2 separate regions of the Homo sapiens genome follow, and region 2 is linked to region 1. Evidence: read pairs that join two places in POLR2A ChIA-PET (ENCODE). Cell type or tissue: Caco-2. All regions are shown on one strand. Each heading gives the region's core, and the rest is flanking DNA. Links, peaks and the distances in the headings are about the cores only. Region 1 holds the start of SOSTDC1 (sclerostin domain containing 1). Region 2 overlaps LRRC72 (leucine rich repeat containing 72).

Region 1 (9,071 bases), core at 575-8,574:
TAATGCCACCACATTGATGGCTCAGCTGAGGACTAGAAAATAAGTCTTTAACAAAATTTCCTATTTGTATTTTATTTTTCTTGCAATGATGCACAGCTGAGAACAGAAAATAAGTCTTAACACTCTCCCAAAGATGGCAAGATGCACAGTCACCATGTCTAATGATTCCACATCTGATGCTCTCAAGGCCCTAGCATTATTCACAAAATGACTTAATTACAAATAACATTGTACTGATTATCTGTTATATAACAAATTATCCCAAAACTTAGTTAAAACAACAAACATTTATTATCTCATAGTTCTTGTGGGTGCCTCTGGTTTGATGTCTCTCCTAAAGTTTGCATTCAGGTTGTAGGACAGGGCTGCAGCCTCATCTGCCTGTGAGAGGATTTGCTTCTAAGCTCACCCATGTCATTGTTGATGGAATTCTCATCTGTTTGGCTGAGGCCCTCATTCAGTTGCTTGTTGGTTATGAGCATCAGTTCCTTGTTACATGGACCTTCCTATGGAGAAGTACACATTATGGTAGCTGGCTTCCACCAAAGCAAACAAGAGAGTGAGAGCAGCCAGAAAGACAGAAGTCATAGTTTTTTGAAAACCTAATCATAGAAGTCACATCTCATCATGTTAGTATGTTATACTAATTAGAAGTTAATCACTAAGTTCTTCCCACACTGAAGAAAAGGGGATTGCTACAAGGATGTGAATATCATGAGAAGGGGATCATTAGGAGCCATCTTAGCGACTGCCTACCACAAATATTAGCCAATCTCTTTTTAATGAAAGAATATTTTTTCTACATTTCCTAAATACTTAATTTAACCACTTATTCCACAATACCCATAAGATAGAAATGGTTCTTCTTTCATAAGTCTTGCCAAGTCATCAGGCAAGTTGCTGCTCTGGCACATGTATGCTGGATTGAGACGAGCAGATAGAGGGAAGAGAGGACAAGGCAAGTTTTCTCAGTGCTATTGCCATCTAAACTGAGACTGGAAGGAAAAGTAGGTGATTAGCCAAGGAAGAGGATGAGGGAAGAGTGTTATAAGCAAAGGGAATAACAGGTACATACTAATGCCTGAAGATGAGAAAGAATCAATTTCAATATTAAACATCTATATCCATTCTTCTTGGGTTATTACAGTTTGTGGTTATCCTTCACTTGATCTGAGCCAAAAGGCCGAGAAGCAATAGTTTGTGGTTATTTTTAATGGAGCTGTTTTAAACTGATCAGAATAACTGTTAAGTATTAAATTTATGATTATTTCTATTTTAGCAAAGTAGTTTTCTTTCTTTTTATTTATTCATTTATTTTGAGACAGGGTCGCACTCTTGCCCAGGCTAGAGTGTTGCGGTGGTATCATGGCTCACTGCAGCCTCAACACCCCAGGCTCAAGCGTTCTTCCTGCCTCAGCCTCCCGAGTAGCTGGGACTACAGGCATGAATCACCATGCTCAGCTAGTTTTTATTTTACTTTTGCAGAGACAAGGTCTTACTATGTTGTCCAGGCTGATCTCGAATTCCTGCGCTCAAGTGATCCTCCTGTCTTGGCCTCTTAGAGTGCACGATTACAGGCAGAAGCCACTGCACCCAGCCTCAAAATAGTTCTCTAGGGGTCTGTCGGGTAAATTGGGCCTAAGAACTCTGAGTTTGTCCTGTCCACATGCACAACGACATTGCCTTCTCTTCTAATTTTGCTTCTGCCTGAGGTGATATCCTAAGGCTGAGCCTTCAGAATACTAGGTGCAGCAGATTTAATAACTGTGCGTGAATTTGGTCAACCTCATTAGCCCAACCCGATAATTAAATTCCAATTAAAATATCTCCTGCTTCTGACACAGAAAAAGAAAAAGTAGTGAGGAACAGATTAGATTATTTTGACCTTTTAATTTCCTTTAGGCATTGGGTCTGTAGGTCAATGATTAATATTAACATGCTTTGTGTAATTAACATCAAGTCCCCTGATAAGTAGGGCAGGAAATTCTTCATAGTTAGTATTTTAGAAGGATGCCTGTAATCTCCATTTGCACAAAATAAACTGACATATGATTTTCCAGGAAGGATGTTAGAATAAATGACTATCCAATCGTAGGATAGAGATATATTGTTAGTAGGAAGTATACGTCCATTAAACTGATTGTCTGACTCTGGTTTTTAAACTTTTTATTATGTAGAATTTGGAACATACACAAGAATAAACAGAATATAATACTTTACCATCCTACTGTAACAACCATCAACTTATAATTAATCTTTTGCCACTCACACCTCTAACCTCCTCATATTATTTTTGAAGCTTATTCTAGCTTATTCCATATAATGTAAAAGATGATATAAAATCATTTCATCTAAGGATATTCCAGTATATACTTCTAATAGAGAAGCAGTCATTGTTTTAAAACAAAACTACGGTACCATTTCTGTCCTAAAAAAGAACAATAATTTCTTGGTATTATAATATTTTTCCTTTATACTTATTTTTACTTTCTTTTATAGTGAGATAGATGAATAGATAATTAGTGGTTAAATTGGGGGTGATTTTACCCTGTAGGGGTCATTTGGCAATGTTTGGAGTTATTTTTGTTACCAACTAGGGGGGTGCTACTGGCGTCTAGTCGTTAGAAGCCAGGGATGCTGATAAACACACAGGATGGTCCCCCAATAATAAAGAACTGTCTCTTCCAAAATGCCAGTAGCGCTGCTATGGAGAAATTCAGGTAGGCAGACATATAGGCAAATGGCAGTTACAAGGGACAAAAGCTTATACAGAAAAGAGATACAAAATTAGGTGATTTAGGTAACCACACAAAGGACAAAAATGGATTTATAATTGAAAAGATGATTCAGAATAGTTATTCCAATTGAGATGTCCCATGATGAAATAGAATTTTATGATTGTTTTAAAGGGATCATCAGTGGCCTATAATTAATTAATGGAACACGTGTTCTGGGTGCCGGTAAAGTAATTCAGAAAAATAGGTTTCTTACTTGGGCAGCAGAGTCAAAGGAAGTAATGAGCAAAATATTTAGTAAATACGAGTAGAATCTGTGTTCTGAAAAAATCTAGAAAAAATTATTTTGAATCCGCTAAAAAGTCTGTCACAAATGGCTTTATGTAAAACAATGCTATGGATATTAATGCTTGTGACACATTTTTAAGACAAAAATGAGTATTACTTACTTTAATGTAGACAGAACTATGCTCATTATTCTCCACACAAAACCCCTGGCAATAATTTACCTAGCAGCACAGTAGTTCTTGTAGATCAAAGCTGCATTATTTAAGCATGTCCAGGGGGCAGGTTTTAGCTCTGTGCCTTTTACTTTAAGGAAAAAAAAATATTGGTTTGCTTCTTGAGAGAAAGCAATGTTTAGCTAACTAGGTGCTTCATGCAAGTCCTGCAATATTTAAACTCACATGAATTCCTCCTGTTATCTGGGAAGAACTCCCTTTCTGACCCAAATACTCTAAAATCTGAGGAAAGTACAGAACAACTGTGGGAAAGCCAGTCTCTTCAAATGAACAGCGATGTATTTTCGTTTAAATTAAACCCGAATGTTAACTAGATTCAGGAAAGGAAATGGCAGAGGAGAGTCTGTCGTTGATATAGAATACGCCTGCCTGCGTCGGCTCACAGACAAGTGATGAAGTCCAACTCTGAAATTTCAGGCAATTTGTATACCAAGCTCCTCCTTTTCTGCAGTCTTCTTTTCCATTGGTAAAATTCTTTTGCAGGGTCATGTAGGGATCCCACCCCTTCTCTGTGTTTTCACTCTGAAGCTCTACACAACTTTACACCTGAATGAACGCCAAACCTCTATGGATATATAAAGGGAAGCTTGAGGAGGAATTTCACAGTTACAGTGCAGAAGCAGAAGCAAAAGAATTAACCAGCTCTTCAGTCAAGCAAATCCTCTACTCACCATGCTTCCTCCTGCCATTCATTTCTATCTCCTTCCCCTTGCATGCATCCTAATGAAAAGCTGTTTGGCTTTTAAAAATGATGCCACAGAAATCCTTTATTCACATGTGGTTAAACCTGTTCCAGCACACCCCAGCAGCAACAGCACGTTGAATCAAGCCAGAAATGGAGGCAGGCATTTCAGTAACACTGGACTGGATCGGAACAGTAAGTGTGTTTTACTTGTACAGTTTTTTTTTTTCTTTTCTGGTAGCATTAGCTCACATTCCTGTAGAATTGTTTTATTGGTAACTAACCTGAACCGTATATATGTTGTGAAACAATTTGGGAGTAATCTGCTGCATGTGCAGGTTGGCATTCTTCCCTAGGTAGTGATTTTAAAGTTAACCTAACTAAAACAGTGGTTTAATAGTGCAAGCACAGACTGAAGTTTTATCAAACATCCACAAAGAAAACATTTCCAGGAATTAAACTATTGTTTTGTCAAAATCATGCAAAATGACCATTTTAAAAAGTATTGTTTTAGATAGCTCAAGTTCCGGTTGTTTTGTCAATTTATTTCAGGGCATATGCAATTTTGGTAAAGTGTATAAACGTAACTAATATATATTATTAGTTACCATCCACAAATAAATATAGGGAATCACAAGGGAAAAAAGGAAGCTTCCAGGAGAAAAAATTTGTTTACATTGGATTTCTAAAATATGTCTAGTGAGATAGTCAAAAGTTTTGATGATGCTCAATGTAAAAGAGGGATAAACTAAAAATGTTGGAGAATCACATTTTTCTAAAATAATTCCTTGTTGTCCCATTCAAAATTTAGATAATTGTGTATTTCTGTGACAGACTGGGGACATTTTTGTAACTTAAGAGATGTAAAACAACAGCTTAGTTGACACACTAATTGACCACTGGTTAGGGGGATTCAAATTACCCCTAACTTTTGTTTCTATCTTTTCCTTTAGAAGAGGCCATATGCTAATAATCAGGTTTTAAGAGAGAGAGAGAGAGAGAGAGAAACACTGCGCAGGAAATCTTACACAAATCTTTTGCCTCTCCTTCTTCACTCCATTCAACTACGAAAAGTAGTTTTGACTTTTGAAAAGTCAAAGCAAATTTGACTGTTAATGTCTAAGAAAGCTAGGATGTTTTAACTTTCACGAAGCTGGTTGCTTTTAAGTACACAGGACATATCTGATTATTATTAGATTACTGAGCAATGTGGTGGGTATTCGTTGTCAATGAACTGTCACTGCAAAAATGCCAAATCTGTATATACACAGGAACAGAAAGCTTGACGAGACAAAATTATTTCTGGCTATTTCCAGGTGCATTCCTGAGGCAGCTGCAGGAAGGTGAGCTGGAGGCAGAATCAGGCACGCTGAGCACACTGTCCAACCAAACAATTTACGCTTTACATTTTAATCCCACAATTCTAGATTTCTATGCATGCATGTCTATATACATAAGTTTTTCCACAACTATCACGTTCCCCTTAAGCTATATCTCTTACCTCAGAAGTACTAGCATACAGAGATGAAGTGAAACTCCTGATTCAGTTCTACTTCGACGTATCTTTCAGTACTTTTTGTGGAACCACTTCAGTGTCCCTTATCATTTTTATTTGTAAAATGTCAGCAGCCTGTACTTTTAAACATCCTTTTTTTTTTTCCTGGTTGGCAAGCCTTGATTTCTTTTCAAGCTTGTTATAGGCAATTCTCCTCAAGTTTAGATAACAAAGCAAGGGTAAGGAAAACTTAAAATATTTAAAGATTAATTTTTGCTTTAATTACATAAGGCATGTAACAAGAAACAGCCAATTAGAGAACATACCTATCAAATCCAAATAACTAAAACAAAAAGTTTGCCATGACCAATATTCAGGAAATGAACACCGTGGTTCCTTTTGCAGTTGTAAATCAGACATGTTAGGCATTTTTCTGCCATAAAATTCATGGAAATGTAGCCAAGTTGTTATGGCAACCATACGTTCCTGATTTAGGGGCTTTTATATTCTTTGAGTCTTGAGTTGTAGTGGCATTTTACATTTCAAACATGTTACTGTTTGTATTTTTTAAAAGATAGTTTGGGAATTTATGTTTAAAACATAGTTATTAAGTTTGATATGCAAAATGTCAGATGTTGTACACATGTATGTCTGAGTCTCTGCAGCTAAAGTCTATAATTGAAATAAAATATTACCGAGAGCATATGCATTATACACAATATTTAAATGGCTATCACATTTTTTCTCAACAGATTTTTAAAAAGCCTAATTAAAAACACTTGCAGACATTAGCCAATATGACCCTTGAGAAAGAGAATATTAAAGTATACTCTTAACTCATTGAATAATGAATATTTACACATAAATGGAAGAGCTGCTAACCCCTTATTGGAGAGTCAGACTAAGGAAATTGGATTTTCAAACACTCTAATAAGCAATTAGCTAATGTTATATATAAAAACAATCAGGCCTACATTTTTTTTCCCAAAAAAGTTATAGCCATGTAAACTGATGATTTTCATGAAAGTGTCCCTATACTATCCAGACAGATTTTTTTCACTGTGAAAATAAAGTAGGTGCTCACTTTCTATTTGGCAATTTGCTATCATTTGCCTATTATTTTTGTCATTGCAGATCACTTTTTAAAAGGTCTTCATTTGCATTTTTTCTCTGATGCACATTCTTTTTTGTTTCCTGCAGCTCGGGTTCAAGTGGGTTGCCGGGAACTGCGTTCCACCAAATACATCTCTGATGGCCAGTGCACCAGCATCAGCCCTCTGAAGGAGCTGGTGTGTGCTGGCGAGTGCTTGCCCCTGCCAGTGCTCCCTAACTGGATTGGAGGAGGCTATGGAACAAAGTACTGGAGCAGGAGGAGCTCCCAGGAGTGGCGGTGTGTCAATGACAAAACCCGTACCCAGAGAATCCAGCTGCAGTGCCAAGATGGCAGCACACGCACCTACAAAATCACAGTAGTCACTGCCTGCAAGTGCAAGAGGTACACCCGGCAGCACAACGAGTCCAGTCACAACTTTGAGAGCATGTCACCTGCCAAGCCAGTCCAGCATCACAGAGAGCGGAAAAGAGCCAGCAAATCCAGCAAGCACAGCATGAGTTAGAACTCAGACTCCCATAACTAGACTTACTAGTAACCATCTGCTTTACAGATTTGATTGCTTGGAAGACTCAAGCCTGCCACTGCTGTTTTCTCACTTGAAAGTATATGCTTTCTGCTTTGATCAAACCCAGCAAGCTGTCTTAAGTATCAGGACCTTCTTTGGGAATAGTTTTTCCTTTTCAAGTTTTTCAAGATGTAGGTATATCCATGAATGCAATTTGCATTTAAATTCCACGTATCCTGTAGTTTTAATTCCTCATTGTTCTTAAAAGACTGTTGATACTATAAACATCAGTGAATCATTATATTTTAAAACAGAAAAGGGCTTCTCAGATACCCTCCATCTACTGGCCCATCCCCTCTCCTAAACAAAACTCCTTCAAAACAGGTTAAAAAAAATATGTTGTCATGAATCTTCACAGTAACATTTCAGAAAGGTGCTTTTTTGGTACTCTTCATGGGAACAGTTTAGCAGCCATGAGTGATCTTCCTTTGAAAGAGAATGAAAGACCCTGTGACATTTCACTTCAAAAATAAGCCCTGTAGCTCTTTACGGTCGCATAGTATGAAATTATACCCTGCATGCTGACCCTCGCTTGGAATGGAATGCCAGAAATGCATGGCAGCAGCTAATAAGTAAAGCTGATTAACTATTTATTTGTCAATGTTATTATTTAATGAGCTTTCACATGTGATTTGTTTCAAAACTTTAATTTTTTAATGTTTTGAAACTTTTTCATGGACCTAAATATTTTCCTATATGATTTGTGGTTGATTAGAAATATGAAATACATGTTGTAGATATGTAAAATGAATATTTTAGTCTCCTTATTACATATATGTTCATGGTGAACTTTATCAATAGTATGGATCTTTTTAAATCAATAAGATGCTTTGTAAAGTTGAAATAAGTAATACTTTCTTGTTTAATCTGTGCAATCAGAAGGTGTCTTGACCTTCAATTCAATTGGTTTCTTTTAACAAAAATAAACACTGCTAAAAGTTATTGTTGTTGCCTCTAACATGTATAAAGGGTGCAAAAATTGTAGAATAAATGTATAAGGGTAATTGCTATTTTTTTTTCTAAGTCACATTCAAGCTTTGACAGAAGTATCATTCTAAGAGAGGAGACAGAGGGAGACAGGGAGTCCATCTCTTCAGTAAATGGGAGGTTGCAAAAGTTGGGTGTCAATCCAGCAATGAGTAGTCATGAGAATATCAAATTTACATACACCAGTGGATGCCAAGTCTGCTGCTCATTATAATCACCCGGAGGAGATATTATGAGACCCAATGCCCAGGTTTTCATCCACATTACATCAGAATTTCTTGGGGTAGAGCTCAAATATCAGCAGGTTTTAAAGTTTTCCAGATGATCTCAATGTACAGCTAAATTTGAGAAAGGAAAGAATTGTGAAGAAATCAGTATCTTATCTTGGAGAACATTGAATACTATTGTATGGCCCACAAACCAAAAACATGAAAACCAAAAACATGAAAAACAAAGGAAACAAAAGCTAATTTTTGAGTGTTTTCAATTTTGGCATGTTGTTATATTGAGCAACATAGTGTCTTGAAGCAGATTATACAGTTGAAGGACTGTTGTGTCAATTCAATCAAATGATTGATTTCATCACTCCAAATGAAGAAAACCAAAGAGGCTCATGATGTATTGGTAATATTTTCTGGGTTTTCCCTTTTGGGATGCTGAGCACGAAAGACTCCTTAGTAATTATTTTGTAGTAGATTGTTCTTTTTGTAATTGCTAGTCTGAAAATCACATGTAAATTACATATAGTATACTAAGCTAAACAAGAATATTAATATTGTTGCTTCCCTGTGAGAAGCAGAAGCATCTAAAAAAAACTCTAGATTTTATAATAATGCTAACTGTTATACCACCAAATAAAGAAACAAATCATAGCCTACTACTGATTTCTCTTTCAGTCTTAATAAGGATCTTAAATTACTTCATATTATATCATCATATTACTACATGAAAAATTCATAATAAATATAGGTT
Region 2 (9,071 bases), core at 451-8,450, 78 kb before region 1:
CTCAGTCCCAGCTCTGCCTTGGGACTCCTCTCTGCCCCCCACTCCGTGCCCAACCACACTGCTCCTCCACCAGTGGGTGACTCGGCCTGGCCCCATTGCAGCAGCTCCCAGGGTGGCAGGCTCTGGTGGGGTCTCTCGGGTGGGCTCCAGGGCCTTTCCACCTCCCCTCCACGTTTTCCTGGCTGTGTCTTCAGCTGGGTAATCACAGGTTCCCAAGACACAGCAAGGAGTGAGGTTAAGGCCACAGTGGAGGCTCTGGGCCTGGGAGCGGGTCCTGCCTGGCTGTGCGAGGGTGGAGGTGGTGCAGTTGGCTGCCTTGGGGATGCAGGGCACAGGGGTCCCACTGCCACCACTGCTGCTCCCAGAGCTGCTCCTGCTGCCACTGTCCATACCTCCCTGCTGCAGCTGGTATAATGGCAGCAACTGCTCCAGACGGTCTGCCACCACCATCAGTTGGAAGTGGTAGAGTGAAGTAGTGTTACATTTTAGTGGGGTTGGACAGAGTAGGCCTTGTGGAGGATGCAATGTTTGAATAGACTGTTGATCACAGGAAGGGAGAGGGCCACTGCAATATTTGTAGGAACAGCACTGGGGACAAGCCAGTGCACAGGTCCAGTGCACACCCCAGTGCCTGGGGTGGCTAAACCAGAATAAGCCAGCAAGAGATGGCAGGTAATAAGGTCAGACAGAGAACCAGAGGCCCAGTGTGTACAGGACCTTGTTGGCTACTGTAAGAACTTGGCTGAATGTAGCAGAAAACCACCAGAGGTTTTGAGCAGAGGAGTGACATGTTTTCACTTAGGTTTCCACAGATCACTCTGTCTGCTGTATTGAATGATTCTCAGTGGAGGTGGGGGGAATTTTGCCCCCCAGGGAGCATTTGACAATATCTGGAAATATTTTTGTTTGCCACTCCTGGGGGGCATCTCCTGGCATTAATGGGTAGAGGCCGAGGATGCTGCTGAGCATCCTGAAATACACAGGACAGACTCTACCACCAAGAATTATCCAGGTCAAAACGCAATAGTAGCAAGGTTGAAAAACCGTAGGGGCAAAGTCCCTTACATAGACCAGTGATTAAACGACATGATGAAATTCTGAAAAATTCTGTACTTATGTGTTAACTAAAACAGTATGTTATTGTATGTTTAGTACTGAAATCCCAATATTTACTAAATTTACATAGAACATGAAACATTAGTTGGGAAGCATTTTAATAATATACCCTAAATTATATAGGAGTAAAAAAGAAACATTTCAATATATTTTAAGAATTTCTAAGTTTATTTTTATGGTGTTCTTATCCAATAAATTAAAACAATGCATTCATTTCTATCTTAGTTTAAAATATAATATACGGTACTTACACAGTCCATACCTTAAAAATATTCAAAAGTAACTATTTTTAACCAATCCAGACTTTCATTCTCATGTTTTTCCCTCTCTTTTCCAACATACTAAAATATTTGTACCTGCTGTTTCGAAAAATAGGTTATATTTTTTGGTTAAATCATTAAAAACATAACTAGATATGTATTGTACATATCTTCAAATTTCACAACCATGCAGTGAAGTGTTATTTAGTTTATTTATATTGATTTGCTTTTTAAAGAAGTTTTAAAATATGGAGCAAAATATAATTTTTTCAACAAAGTTGACACAAAGGATATAATTCATGTTGCCCTAAGGTAACAGAAACACATAAGAGCCCAAAATATATGGAATGTATGCTAATTCATTTTGTTTTTTTAATAGCTCTTACATTCTACAGTGGAGTTTGTACTGCTCTAAATAGTTTTTTGGAACAAGGTATTGTATGTATAAATGAATAAACAAATACATATACCCAAACTTAATATAGAAATAAATCTGATTAAAGAGGCCAACAGAAATTCCATGATACAAAGCACGTTGTAAAGCTACCTGAAAAAGTACAGCCATTCAAAGAATTCTTTATCAAATATTTATAACCGCACATTAAAAATAATTATTTCAATTTCCAAAGTATGATTTGCTAATTTTATAAACCAATATTCCTTCCTAAAATACATAAATTTGTGCTATTTGCTGAATTCTCAATATGCGCTTCATGTCTAGGAGCTAGGAAATCATAACAGTATCGAAGATTGAGCCTAAGATATTTCTTAAAACATTTACTCTTTATTTTTATTTTATTTTACCTTAAGTTCTGGGATACGTGTGCAGAACGTGCAGGTTTGTTACATAGGTATACATGTGCCATGGTGGTTTGCTGCACCTGTCAACCCGTCATCTAGGTTTTAAGTCCTGCATGCATTAGGTATTTGTCCTAATGTTAAAGCATTTATTCCAAATCTGACCATTCTCTAGTCAGTGTGAGTGATGTTATTATAAATATCTCAATTATTCTTTAGATAATGATGTTTATAAACAATGACTTCGCCAGAAGCGTCCTTTTATGTAAACTGAATTTATAAAATGCATTAACCATTGGTTTTTGCTGCACAGCAGAAACCCAGATTCCATTTTGAATACTTGCTTGGTGAGGCATTAGACAGGTTCTTCATCTGAGACAAAATGTAATATACCAAGCTACTGTCGTACTTCCAGAAATAGAAGGATATTAACATTGTGGCACCAATATTATGAATGCATAGTCATTATTGGACATCCATAAAAGAAAATTTTTGAAGTAACGAGCAAAGTCAGAAGATTATATGTATGTGCCATATAAATTGTTGTGTAAAATATAGGTCACTTAGGTAATTTATCTGAGCCTAACTCAACCTTTCATGAGAGGCTGGAAAGAATGAATTTCATGGACCTGAAATTCTCTGGGTCAGACTTGTTAGAGAATGAAACGAGGAAGGGAGACTTTAGACCTAAGAGCAGCTGCCTCCCACTAATTATGTCAGCGGGTGTTAGGAAAACATGATCTCAAAAAGGAGGAGATGCAGCACTAATGAATATCTATGCAATATGAAGCTAAACAAGCCCTCACAGAGCATAATGAAAGAACTAGAGTTGCCAAAGCAAATCTAGGAAAGCTAGGATGTTGGAGGTCCTTAGAAATAAACTTGTGCTTTTTCATCAGCTAGTTCACGTTTGGACCAGAAGCTCAAGTTTTATCACCCACTAGATAATGATTTGAAGAAATATGCACCCTTCCAGCATACTAGGCTTCAAATTTACCAAATTACATTCATTGCCTTCAAAGACAACTGTGTTGTCTCATTCCAGGCAGCTATCAAATACAATGTACTTGCTAGGAGCAGAGCCACTCCCTTTACCCTTCCTAATTTTATCACTAGAGCAGGGGTAATCACATTTATTGTTGTATTGTGTAGCAGCCTAATGCAAGTACAGGATAAGCTATATCCAAATAGGATGCTTTTGGCTCCAAGTAACTTTTAAGCCCAACTCAAATTGGCAAATAAAGAAACATCATTAATTTTCTCTCATATCACCACGTGCAGAAGTTGTGATAGCCTTAGTCTTGGCATCTCCATGAATCTCTGGGCTCTGCCTTTCTCTAAGTGCTGGCTTCATCAAGTTCATAGGATAGTTAGTTCCTGCCTTCACATCCAGGTAAGAAAACATCCAGAAGCAAAAGTACTCTTCTAGTACTCCCTTTTAGGAATAAGAGAGCCTCTCCCAGGAACCTCCCAGCAAATGTGCCCTTATGTGTCTGTTACAATTAGGTTAGATGCCTGTTCAGTGACTAATCACCTGCCAGAAGAGTGGGATTATTCTGGTTGGCTTAGACAGTTCAGGATCCACCCATGGACCTAAGTGGGGCCACCTATTTAGAATGGAGGAGGAGTATGTACCAAAACTCAAATCCGAATTCTGTTGGACAGGAAGAAGGAAAGAATAGACACGAATGGACAACAAATAATGACCTCATATACTTCAATAAATATTGTGGATTGAATAAGTGAATAAACAAAAAAAATGCATTCCCTTTATTTTTCTCCTTTTGCCTTATTTATTCCTAAATAGAGGGTAGCTAAAATATTCACTAATGTCAGAATAATGCTGGTCAGGATTTCAGATCATTCTTAACAATGTGTTGATGTGTTATGACTCTAAATATATTCATATCTCAGGGCAATGTTTTTCACAAATCTCTATATCATTTCTACAGTGGCATAGTTTCCTCTTAGTGGTCAAGCTAGTATAATCTAGATTTTAAAGAAAACTCATAATTAAAATTTTATATGTGAACTTTGATGAAATATTATAATAGTTAATATGCCTGTTAGAGTTTGCGATCTGAATAAGACTTTAATTTTTGATGGAGTATGAACACTTAGGCAGCTTAGCACCCAGTCAATTACTGATCAATAAGAAAACTCACATTAGCTTTTTTACTTATCCCATAACCACTCAGAAGCTGTTTTGGGTATGAAATCCTTTCAGTACTACACGGACTAAACCAGTCTCTTTCATAAAGAACAAATTAAGTGATAGTGATTTTAGAAATGTGAAAGGAAAATAAATCTCAGGATCCCAATAGCACTAAGCCAAAGGGAAAAATCAAACTAGGAACTACTTAGGGCAAACCTCCCTCACATTCTATTCCTAAAAAAGATAGCTACTAAGATAAAAAAGCTACACACCTCTCTCACAATTTGTCCAGAAGGAAATTCTTTGGGGACAAAGGACACACAGGACTCAAAGTCCTTCCTCTGCTCACTGAGATAGATGCATATCTGATTGCTTTCTTTGGAAAGGCTTATCAGGAGCTCAAAAGAATGCAGCCATTTGTCTTTTATCTACCCATGACCTGGAAGCCTCCTTCAGGTCACAGGTGGAAAATTGATCGATGTCTCCTCTCCCTAAAATGCATAAAACCAAGCTGTGCCTGGACCACCTTGGGCCCATGTTGTCAGGACCTCCTGAGGCTTTGTCACGGGCACATGTCCTTAACCTTGGCAAAATAAACTTTCTAAATTGATTGAGACCTGTCTCAGATATTTGGGGTTCACAGAAATAATATAGTTTGTTGCATGTAAATAATCAAGCACGAGAAAAAATTCAGCCTTTTGTTGTATTCCTTTCCTGCCCCACCCCTTCAAAAACAAAAGAAAGTAAAACAGTTGATGGTGCATGCGATCCCTTTCTAAGCGCAGGTGCATCTGCAAGTCCATTTTGTGAATATTCAATGAGTAGTTGGAAGTCAGATGATATCCATTCCCAGAAATATTCCAAAAAAATTATAAAATCCCTAATTATACCTCTCCCTTCTAGACATTGGTACATGCTCTTTCCCTCCAAACTGGACACCACTGAACACCATGGGAACACACAGTAAAAACAGATTAGTCACTTTTGCCATGCCTGATGATTTTCATCTTTTTCTAACAGAAGTCGCGCACTGTGACCGAGGACAAGTTTTGGCTGTGTGTGTGTGTGTGTGTGTGTCTGTCTGTCTGTGTGTGCGTGTATGTGTGTTTTTGAGATGGAGTCTCGCTCTGTCACCCAGGCTGGAATGCAGTGGCACAATCTCGGCTCACTGCAACCTCCACCTCCCGAGTTCAAGCAATTTTCTTCCTCTGCTTCGCGAGTAGCTGGGATTACAGGTACCCGCCACCACAACCAGCTAATTTTTGTATTTTTAGTAGAGACGGAGTTTCACCATGTTGGCCAGGCTGGTCTTGAACTGCTGACATTGTGATCCATTCGCCTCGGCCTCCCAAAGGGCTGGGATTACAGGCATGAGCCACCGTGCCCAGCCAGCAGTATGTTTTTTTAAAAGTGTTTTGAATTTGTATGCCCTAAAGTGGAGTGTGCACTTTCCATTCCAGCTGTTAGCTGCCTGGGCCTTGAAGGTATTTGTGTTTGTTCTCCTAGAAATTATTTCAAGCTTATGAGATTTATGCTTATAGTTAATACCAAAGCACTTTCATTTTCCATTTTCCACTTAGTTGGTGTTTAAAAAGACTAAGAATGAAATAAAATATTGAAATATTGTTATAAACATGGCTGTTTACAGATTCAGTGCTGAGATCTGGACTTACTACTTGACAGGCAGATGACTACTGAAAACTCAAATTATTTCTTTTGTCAGCTAGTGTTTGAAAGTCTACATTCAAAATGCTAAGATTGGGTTATCAATATACTGTATAATGAACAAATACAAGCTGTCGGAAGATGAATTTTTGAAAGTTGCAAACAACCTAGTCACTAGCTTACTGTAGTGATTGTCTGGGTTTGAATTTTAGTTCGGTCTTGCTCTTTTGCTTGGATAAAGCTTTGATTCCAACACTCAGGCCCTTACTGTGAGGGAGGGGTGGGAGAACACTGCCTCCTTAACCCTAGCCTTTAAGAGAAACTTCAACAGCCACACTTGGTGATCTTGAGACATGTTCCCTCATTTGGGGGCATGGTGGCCTGGTGCCTGACACTTCCTGAGGAAGTTAAATCAGCTTGGATAGTGTATTAGTCCATTTTCACACTGCTATAAAGAACTACCCAAGACTGGGTCATTTATAAAGAAAAGAGGTTTAATTAACTCACAGTTCCACATGGCTGGGAAGGCCTCAGGAAGCTTACAGTCATGGTGTAAGGCAAAGGGGAAGCAAGTCACCTCTTACATGGTGGCAGGTGAGAAAGAGCATGAAAGAGGAAGTGCCACTTTTAAAACCATCAGATCTCATGAGAACTCATTCACTATCATGAGAACAGCATGAGGGAAACTGCCCCCATGATCCAATCACCTCCCACCAGGTTCCTCCCCTGACACGTGGGGATTACGATTTCAGATGAGACTCAGGTGGAGACACAGAGCCAAACCATATCATTTTGCCTCTGTCCCCTCCCAAATCTCATGTCTTTCTCACATTTCAAAACATAGTCATGCCTTCCCAACAGTTCCCCAAAGTCTTCACTCATTCCAGCATTAACCCAAAAGTCCAAGTCCAAAGTCTCATTTGAGACAAGGCTAGTCCCTTCCACCTATGAACCTGTAAAATGAAGAGCAATTTAGTTATTTCCAAGATACAATGGAGGTACAGGCATTGGGTAAATGTTCTCATTCTAAATGAGAGAAATTGGCCAAAACAAAGGGTCACAGGCCTCATGCAATTCAGAAACCAGGTGGGGCAGTCAGTCAGTAAATCTTAAAACTCCAATATCTCTTTTGACTTCATGTCTCACATCCAGGGCATGCTGATGCAAAGGGTGGGCTCCTATGGCCTTGGGCAGCTCTGCCCCTGTGGTTTTTCAGGGTACAACCCCCACAGATGCTTTCATGAGCTGGCATTGAGTCCCTGTGGCTTTTCTAGGCACATGGTGCAAGTTGTCGGTGAAGCTACCATTCTGGGGTCTGGAGGATGATGGCCCTCTTCTCACAACTCCACTAGGCAGTGCCCCAGTGGGGACTCTGTGTGGGGGCTCCAACCTCACATTTCCCCTCTGCATTGCCCTAGTGGAGGTTCTCCATAAGAGCTCCACCCTTGCAGCAGACTTCTGCCTAGACATTCAGGCATTTCCATATATCCTCTGAAATCTAGGTGGAGGTTTCCAAAGCTCAACAATTGTCTCTTCTGTGCACCTGCAGGCCCAACACCATGTGGAAGCTGCCAAGGCTTGGGGTTTGCACCCTCTGAAGCAACAGCTCAATCTGTACCTTGGCCCCTTTTAGCAGCTGGAGCTGGAGTGGCTGGGAAGCAGGGCATCAAGTCCTGAGGCTGCACAGAGCAGCGGGGCCCTGGGCCTTTGATGCCCTGAAGATCTCTTACATGCCCTGGAGACATTCTCCCCATTGTCTTGGCTATTAACATTTGGCTCCTCCTTACTTACACAAATTTCTGCGGCTGGCTTGAATTTCTCCCCAGAAAATGAGTTTTTCTTTTTTACCTAATGGTCAGGCTGCAAAATTTTCTAAGCTTTTATGTTCTGCTTCCTTTTAAATAAAAGTTTCAGTTTCAGATAATCTCTTTGTGAATGCATATGACTGAATGCTTTCGGAATCAGCCAGGTTATGTCTTGAACACTTTGCTGCTTAGAAATGTCTTCCACCAGATACCCTAAATAATTTTCTTAAGTTCAAAGTTCCACAGGTCTCTAGGGCAGGGGCACAATGCCACCAGTTTCTTTGCTAAAGCATAGCATGAGTGACCTTTACTCCAGTTTCCAATAAGTTCCTCATCTCCATCTGAGATCACCTCAGCCTGGACCTCATTGTCCATATCACTATCAGTATTGTGGTCAAAACCATTCAACAAGTCTCTAGGAAGTTCCAAACTTTCCCATGTCTTCCTGTCTTCTTCTGAGCCCTCCAAACTGTTCCACCAACCTCTGCCTGTTACTCAGTTCCAAAGTTACTTCCACATATTCAGGTTATCTTTGTAGCAGTATCCCACTCTGCCAGTGCCAATTCTCTGTATTCGTCCATTTTCACACTGCTATAAAGAACTCCCCAAGACTGGGTAATTTATAAAGAAGACAGGTTTAATTGACTCACCATTCCACATGGCTGGGGAGGCCTCAGGAAACTTACAGTCATGACAGAAGGTGAAGGGGAAGCAAGGCACATCTTACATGGTGGCAGGTAAGAAAGGGAGCAATGGAGGAAGTGCCACTTTAAAAACCATCAGATATTGTGGGAACTCACTCACTATCATGAGAACAACATGGAGGGAACCATCCCCATGATCCAGTCATCTCCCATCATGTCCGTCCTTCAACATGTGGAAATTACAATTTGAGATGAGATTCGGGTGGAGACACAGAGCCAAACCATATCTGGTAGCAACTGGGATGTACCAACCCTCTTGGCCTCTGATTGCAGGACAAAGATATGTGAGTCTGAGGACTAGGTACGTTGACCTGGGGCACTGTATAAGGGATTCTGCACGTGAGGGTGATTTGCCAAGGCCAAAAGACCCTCAGTTTTAAGTAACCCTGGGATAAAGGTGAGGTGAGCCAGGAGTGGCCAGTGAAGAGGAGTCAGTGTTGGAGAGGCCTAGCAGAGGAACTTCTGAATAAGCTATAACGGGAAGGATCAACTTTGAACATCTGTTAGTACTATAGGGTACAAAGCAAAGAACTTTGCTTCTCCCTTGCCTTTTTGCTACTACAACACC

Evidence for each region. Peaks named below come from ENCODE experiments on the same cell type or tissue, not always from the same donor. Only the 100,000 strongest peaks of a DNase experiment are listed, where the experiment ranks them.
Region 2: POLR2A ChIA-PET joins it to region 1 with 6 read pairs; 4 of 35 experiments call an interaction of 5 or more read pairs at or near these places.

Annotation. Positions count from the first base shown.
Region 1 is chr7:16,460,526-16,469,596 of GRCh38, reverse strand. SOSTDC1 (sclerostin domain containing 1) reads left to right here and starts at 3,859. Exons shown (of 2, transcript NM_015464.3): 1 at 3,859-4,133; 2 at 6,634-8,116. The coding sequence starts at 3,929. The coding sequence ends at 7,049. The region is part of intron 4 of LOC105375168 (a long non-coding RNA gene); the gene reads right to left. In Caco-2, for the core only: no CTCF peak of the experiment used is centred there; a DNase peak (open chromatin) is centred at 3,680; H3K4me3 peaks cover 1,664 bases.
Region 2 is chr7:16,538,280-16,547,350 of GRCh38, reverse strand. The region is part of intron 3 of LRRC72 (leucine rich repeat containing 72); the gene reads right to left. Among named protein-coding and RNA genes, the nearest start is that of LRRC72, 16 kb to the right of the region's middle. In Caco-2, for the core only: no CTCF peak of the experiment used is centred there; a DNase peak (open chromatin) is centred at 4,750.